Regions from separate parts of the Homo sapiens genome. Here region 1 is linked to region 2. The links are chromatin contacts, found by Hi-C or POLR2A ChIA-PET in ENCODE. All regions are on one chromosome and are shown on one strand. The core of a region is the stretch at or near the end of the contact, and the rest is flanking DNA. Distances in the headings are between cores, read along the strand shown. Region 1 holds the start of H2AJ (H2A.J histone). Region 2 has its middle 19 kb from the start of CDKN1B.

Region 1 (2,963 bases), core at 242-2,741, 2.0 Mb after region 2:
AAGATACAGGCAAAAATTTAAGCTAGTTTACAGAACTCATTCCAGGAACATCTCGTTAAAAACTGCATCAGAGATTTGTATGCCCATTTATTTGGTATATCTAAGAGTTATTGGATGCTTACTAACGTATTTAATTTTCAAAACACTTTGATACAGGTAGAGGAGTCAAATAACTTATCAAAGGTCACTGCTCAGTGGTAAAGCCAGGATTTAGGCTGAGGCAGACTGGCTCCGGAAAGACCGCCTAAACCATGACAATAGCTCTGAAGACATTTATTGAGTCCCCAGTATGGGTTCATCATTGTTCTAGGCAGTAATGACATATACATAAATATTTGAAAATGTTATTTCAATGAAGTCAAATCTTTATTCGGATAGTGAGAAGGTAAATTTGCTTTACTTTAAATGTAAATGAATCCACATAAAATGTTTATTTTAAAAAGCAAGCGTTCAACATTACATCACGTATCGGTGTTAACTGTGTTACTGAAAATGTTCAGGTAAAAATGAAATGACCTCGATGAATTAGGAGAAAGTAATTTTTAATTAAAACAAAACACTTGAAACACTCTTTTTGTTTCAAAAAGCATGGGTCCACAATTCAGGTATATAAGAATAAGCTGCCATTCTGACTTTAGTCTCTGGACTCATTTACAAAGAGACCCGGGGGACCTCCACGTCTTCGCAGAGGACCCGATCCGCTGATCTGTGGCGCCCTGGCTTGCGGGGAGCAAGCCAAGGCCAAGACTTTGGCCTCTCCAATAAAACCTAGTGGCTCTTTGCAGGCCCATAGCCTCAAAGACAAAAGATATTTTGGCTAGGCGAGCTTGTTCCTCCCGTCAGCACAGGAAGCATTCACGTCTGGTCATCACTCTAGCTTCAGACTCAAAAGTGAACGATTGGCTGGCTGTGAGCCGCAGGACCCTGCGGGGAGACCAGGGTGGTCTCTACACTGTTGGGTAGCTAGCTGGAGGCAAGGCGCTTGTATAAGAAACAGTCCACGGACCCTGTCCTGGGCAGGCAGAATTCCGCGGACAGGCTGTTGTTTCGCCTAAGCAGCACGGGCTGCGGAGACAGAAACCTACCTGAGTAGTACGGTGTATTATATGAGAACATCCACTTAGCATAGCAACGTCTACGGACAACCCCTGTAGCTCTTCTTCTGGATTGTTTTCTGTTTCCAACCATGTTTTCTTATTTCCTACGAGTTTATGTGCTTGGAAGCGAGCGTGGTCGTGGAAAACCCGTAACCGCTAAATTCATCTGGGTCCCCAAAGACTGAGCCGGCTGGCCTCGTTATTTATGTGAGCGGCTATGTAAATGAGGATTCGGAGATTGCTCTATTGATTGGAGAGAGCTGGAGGAGGCGGTCTCTCTTCCAGAGCGCTAGTTGGGAGCGGAGCCTGCCTGTCATTGGTCACCAGAGCCAATGGAAAGGGGCTGCCGCGCGGCCGTAAAGAGTTTGTAGAGGCAGTTCGGGTGCGGTACGTTGCATTCCGGTACCGGACGCCGAGAGCGGTTTGTCTCCGTCTCTGGAGTTGTAGGCGAGAGGTGATCATGTCCGGTCGCGGGAAACAGGGCGGCAAAGTGCGAGCAAAGGCCAAATCCCGCTCCTCCCGCGCGGGCCTGCAGTTCCCGGTGGGCCGAGTGCACAGACTGCTGCGCAAAGGGAACTACGCGGAGCGAGTGGGCGCCGGGGCGCCGGTGTACCTGGCGGCGGTGTTGGAGTACCTTACGGCGGAGATCCTGGAGCTGGCTGGCAACGCCGCGCGTGACAACAAGAAGACCAGGATAATTCCCCGCCACCTGCAGCTCGCCATCCGCAACGACGAGGAGTTAAACAAGCTGCTGGGCAAAGTGACCATCGCTCAGGGCGGCGTCCTGCCCAACATCCAGGCCGTGCTGCTGCCCAAGAAGACGGAGAGTCAGAAGACGAAGAGCAAATGACCCTGACGCCGCCCTCAGGGAGCTGGCTCCCCCAGCAAAGGCCCTTTTCATGGTCGTCCCGCAATGCTTTTGAATGTGCTGGATGTCATGGAGGGCCGGTGACATCTAGCGGGGAGGTGGGCGGCGAGGGTCCCGGCGGGAGCCAATAAAGTTGGTGAAAATCGTTTGGTCGAGAGAGCTGTGTAGTCGCGGGGACATGTCGGATGGCCCCAGGGGAGGGGGGCGACCGGGAAACCCCTGGAGCAGGCACTGGTGGGTGGGCTTGAGCCACTCTGGACGGCTTTAGTCCGCAGGTCACCCTCGAGGCGTCAGGGGAGGGTGGCCTGGAGGTGGGCAGGGTGGAAGCCACCTCGCTGTCAGTAGGGCAAAGGGGAGGCAGAGTCGGTGCGGTGAGGCCTCCTTCGGAATTATTTTTACTTCCCTTTCACAGAGCCTTCGCTCTCCTGCCAGTTTGTGAGCACTCAGGACCAAGTTCTGGGAAGATACCGTCGGATCGAGCTGAGCTCGGGGCAGGAAGTGTCTGCGGCCATATTTTTCAAAAAGTGGAGTAACTTTCCGTCTTGGAAGGGTGGCTCTGATGGCACGATGTCAACTTGAGATTCTTCCTAGCCTAGTAGCTGCTGTGCTTTCATGCTTTGGATATCAGATATCTTTATATAGCACTTTTATGTTCATATTTTTTTTTTAATGAAGGAAACGTTCAATAAGTGAGTCATGAGGTTGGAAATTCGTTCCCCTGACAGTCATATTGCATAACATTGCAGCGCCTTTAGTCGTGGGTTACATATGCTTGAGCTTTTAAAGTGATGTTGTCAAGTTTCTAGCTTCATAATGATCCTGTCTTCATCATATCATATTCACTTTGAGAATCGGTTTGACTTTGCTTTCAAACAAAACAAAAACCTCTTGCTTTTAGGGGTTCTTACCCAACAAATAACCTGTTTGAACTCTCTTATATTCTCCCACTAGCCTGAAGCAATGACCTCATTCCAGTAATGTCTTTGGGAGTTGCATTG
Region 2 (2,818 bases), core at 247-2,746:
ACCAGTTGAAAGGAGGAAAGGAAGGAGAGTGAGCCAAGCAGAACACAGTCCAAGGCTGCAAGTCAGAGAAGAGCTTTGAAAGAATGTGCTTGTGGCTGGGGGGCAGTGAGCCAATGGCAGAAGGAATGAGTGCTGTGGCTGGAGTGATGGGCTTTTTAAGCCACATTAGGAATTTTGGACTTTAAGTGCAATGGGAAGCCACTGGATAATTTAAAGGTGACTTGGCAGGCACAGTGGCTGATGCCTGCAATCTCAGTGCTTTGGGAGGCCAAAGTGGATTGCTTGGGAGGCCGAAGAGGATCATTCGAGGTTAGGCATCGAAGACCTGCCTGGACAATGTGAGGCCTCATTTCTACAATAAATAAATAAATAAATAAATAAGCCAGGCATGGTGGTGAGCACCTGTAGTCATACCTACTTGGGAAGCTGAAGCAGGAGGATCGCTTGGGCCCAGGAATTCACAGTTTTAGTGAGCTATAATCCACCACTGCCACTCAGGCCTGGGTGACAGAGTGAGATCTTGTCTCTAAACTAAAATAAAATAAGCTCACACCTGTAATGTCAGCACTTTGAGAAGCTGAGGCAGGTGGATCACTTGAACCCAGCCTGGGTACCATGGCAAAACCCCATCTCTACTAAAAATACAAACAACTAGGCTGGGAGCAGTGGTTCATGCCTGTAATCCCAGCATTTTGGGAGGCTGAGGCGGGTGGATCACTCAGGAGTTCAAGACTGGCCTGGCCAGCCTGGTGAAACCCCGTCTCTACTAAAAATACAAAAAATTAGGTGAGCGTGGTGGTGTGTGCCTGTAATCCCAGCTACTCGAGAGGCTGAGGCAGGAGAACTGCTTGAACCCAGGAGGAGGAGGTTGCGGTGAGCCAAGATCACGCCACTGCACTCCAGCCTGGGCAATAAGAGTGAGAGTCTGTCTCAAAAAAAACAAAACAAAACAAAAAAACTAGCTGGGCATGGTGGTGTGCACCTGTAGTCCCAGCTACTTGGGAGGCTGAGGTGGGAGAATCACCTGAGCCTGGGAGGTCAAGGCTATAGTGAGCCATGATCACGCCACTGCACTCCAGCCTGGGTGACAGACTGAGACCCTGTCTCAAAAGAATAAATAAATAAAATAAAATAAGAGAGTGACTTGAGCAGCTTCAAATAAATTTTATTGTTTCCTCACTTTATCTAATATTAATTGAAATCCTTAGTCTTATGTTGGGGTTATCCCAATAGGACGTGGGAAAGAAAGTTCAAGCTTTCGCCTTGATAGTTCTCCATGATGCTGCTTAACATAAACAATCGAGTTTTCAAAAACCAAAACTCTTGATTTCATTAAGTAAGGAGGGTGTAATGTGTAGTGCTTGGGCCGTTAGAGGGGATGTGGTCACAAGTGGTATATCTGAGGCTTTTGAAGGAGTGCATTCAAGGAAGAGCCCTGCTTGGTGTCAGCTACTGAACCAGAGATCCGAAGAAGTGGACCTCGCCAGCCTCCTGCTCCACCCCGCTACCAGTCTTAGCTGGAGCTCCCTTTTCTTTGTCATACTCAGCCAGTTGCTCATTGCTGTTTTAGAGTCTGGCCCATGTTTTGCTCTTTGGCTGTGCGATTGGCGTGAATCTTCTAAGCAAATGAATAGCTTAGAGGTGAATACTGAATCTTTTGCTTCAAGTAGCTCAGCATTTTTGTCTTTCATTTTTACTAAGTGACTAGATTCAGTATTCGAAGATGTTTTGGCCAAATGATTCATTATTTATTTGGCTTTAGAAAGAGACTTCAAAAGGATAATAGAAATAAACAACCCAGAGGTTTTTTTTTTAAATTGAAGATTAATAAAAGAGAGACCTCTGCTGGCTACAGTGGGGTAACAACCTAGAGTTGGCCACTGACTCCACAGGAAGCTATAATGGCTGTGACCCACCCCATACGCTTTTACAGTTGTCAGCAAATTGATCACTATTTGTTCACTTCTTCAGCAATCAACTCAAGTTCTTTTGGAGTTCATTGAAGTGAGGTATAATTCCCAGTCCAATCACCACTGTTTCTGTTTCAATCTTTAGGAAAAGTATTAGTCTTTTATATTTCTCGAACATAATAGCTTTACATATGAGCCCCTGCCAAACTGAGACCTGAAATAATTCCTGCATCTTACCTTCTCTGTTTCCTTTCCCCTTTTTTGCCTCCACCTCTCCTCCTCCCCTTCTCCAGTAAAACAAAATAAAACAAATCTACACTCAAGAGAGAGTACTGATAGAAAGTGAGAAGGAGGGAGCTGGGCGCTTATCTTTGGCATATCCTCAGCTGAGGATCCAAGCTGGGGGGCCCAGGGTTGGTGTTAACTACCTGAGTAGAGCTGTAGTTCCTACTGATGTCTTCCGTGGGATTTGTTCAACCGTGGGAATGTGGCTGCACGATAGTGGAGCAAGATTCAGTGAATGCTTCAGAATATGGAGGGTCGTTATCTAGGGGGAGGAAGGGGACTGAATGTTCTCTTGAGACCTTTTGTTGGCAACAACAATAATGAGTGCCTACTATGTGCCAGGCCCTGGACTAAGTACCTTAAATACCTTAATTCTGTTTCCTGCTTTTCTTCTCTCTTCACAGTCTTAAGAATGTCTTTCTATGAGAAAAACATTGAATATATGTAAAGAACTTACAACAAGGCCTGCATAAAGTAGTAGCTATGCATGTGTTCACTATTTTATTATTATGTTTTTACTCTGGAATATGCTGCCACTCCTACACATGAGGAGAGGCTCTCCCCATACTCACCAGAGCAAGCAAGTCCTTTTTTTTTTTTTTTTTTTTAAGACACATGGAGTC

What was found. Hi-C counts contacts between places; a loop is a spot of excess contacts on that map. ChIA-PET counts read pairs that join two places held with the same protein, here RNA polymerase II (POLR2A). Pooled maps may share reads with other maps.
Region 1: a map with no recorded cell type shows a loop between it and region 2 (7-fold over the local background). The contact joins the promoter of H2AJ here to the enhancer-like site in region 2. A Hi-C loop is called at or near these places in 2 of 168 maps with a recorded cell type or tissue (OCI-LY7 and naive thymus-derived CD4-positive, alpha-beta T cell), 13 of 37 single-sample maps with no recorded cell type and 19 of 50 pooled maps. POLR2A ChIA-PET finds 5 or more read pairs at or near these places in 3 of 52 experiments (CD4-positive, alpha-beta memory T cell, T-cell and activated B cell).

The regions. Positions count from the first base shown.
Region 1 is chr12:14,772,914-14,775,876 of GRCh38, forward strand. It overlaps H2AJ (H2A.J histone), which reads left to right and starts at 1,492. Exons shown (of 1, transcript NM_177925.5): 1 at 1,492-2,111. The coding sequence starts at 1,558. The coding sequence ends at 1,947. RefSeq lists enhancers at 912-1,829, 1,043-1,252, 1,443-1,772, 1,783-1,942, 1,830-2,746 and 1 more.
Region 2 is chr12:12,735,420-12,738,237 of GRCh38, forward strand. It overlaps a transcript of APOLD1 not described here. Among named protein-coding and RNA genes, the nearest start is that of CDKN1B, 19 kb to the left of the region's middle. Within about 2 kb of position 1,497, at least 13 of the 41 ENCODE cell types and tissues checked have a DNase peak (open chromatin) inside an H3K27ac peak, as active enhancers do; they include OCI-LY7, where a contact is called at or near this core.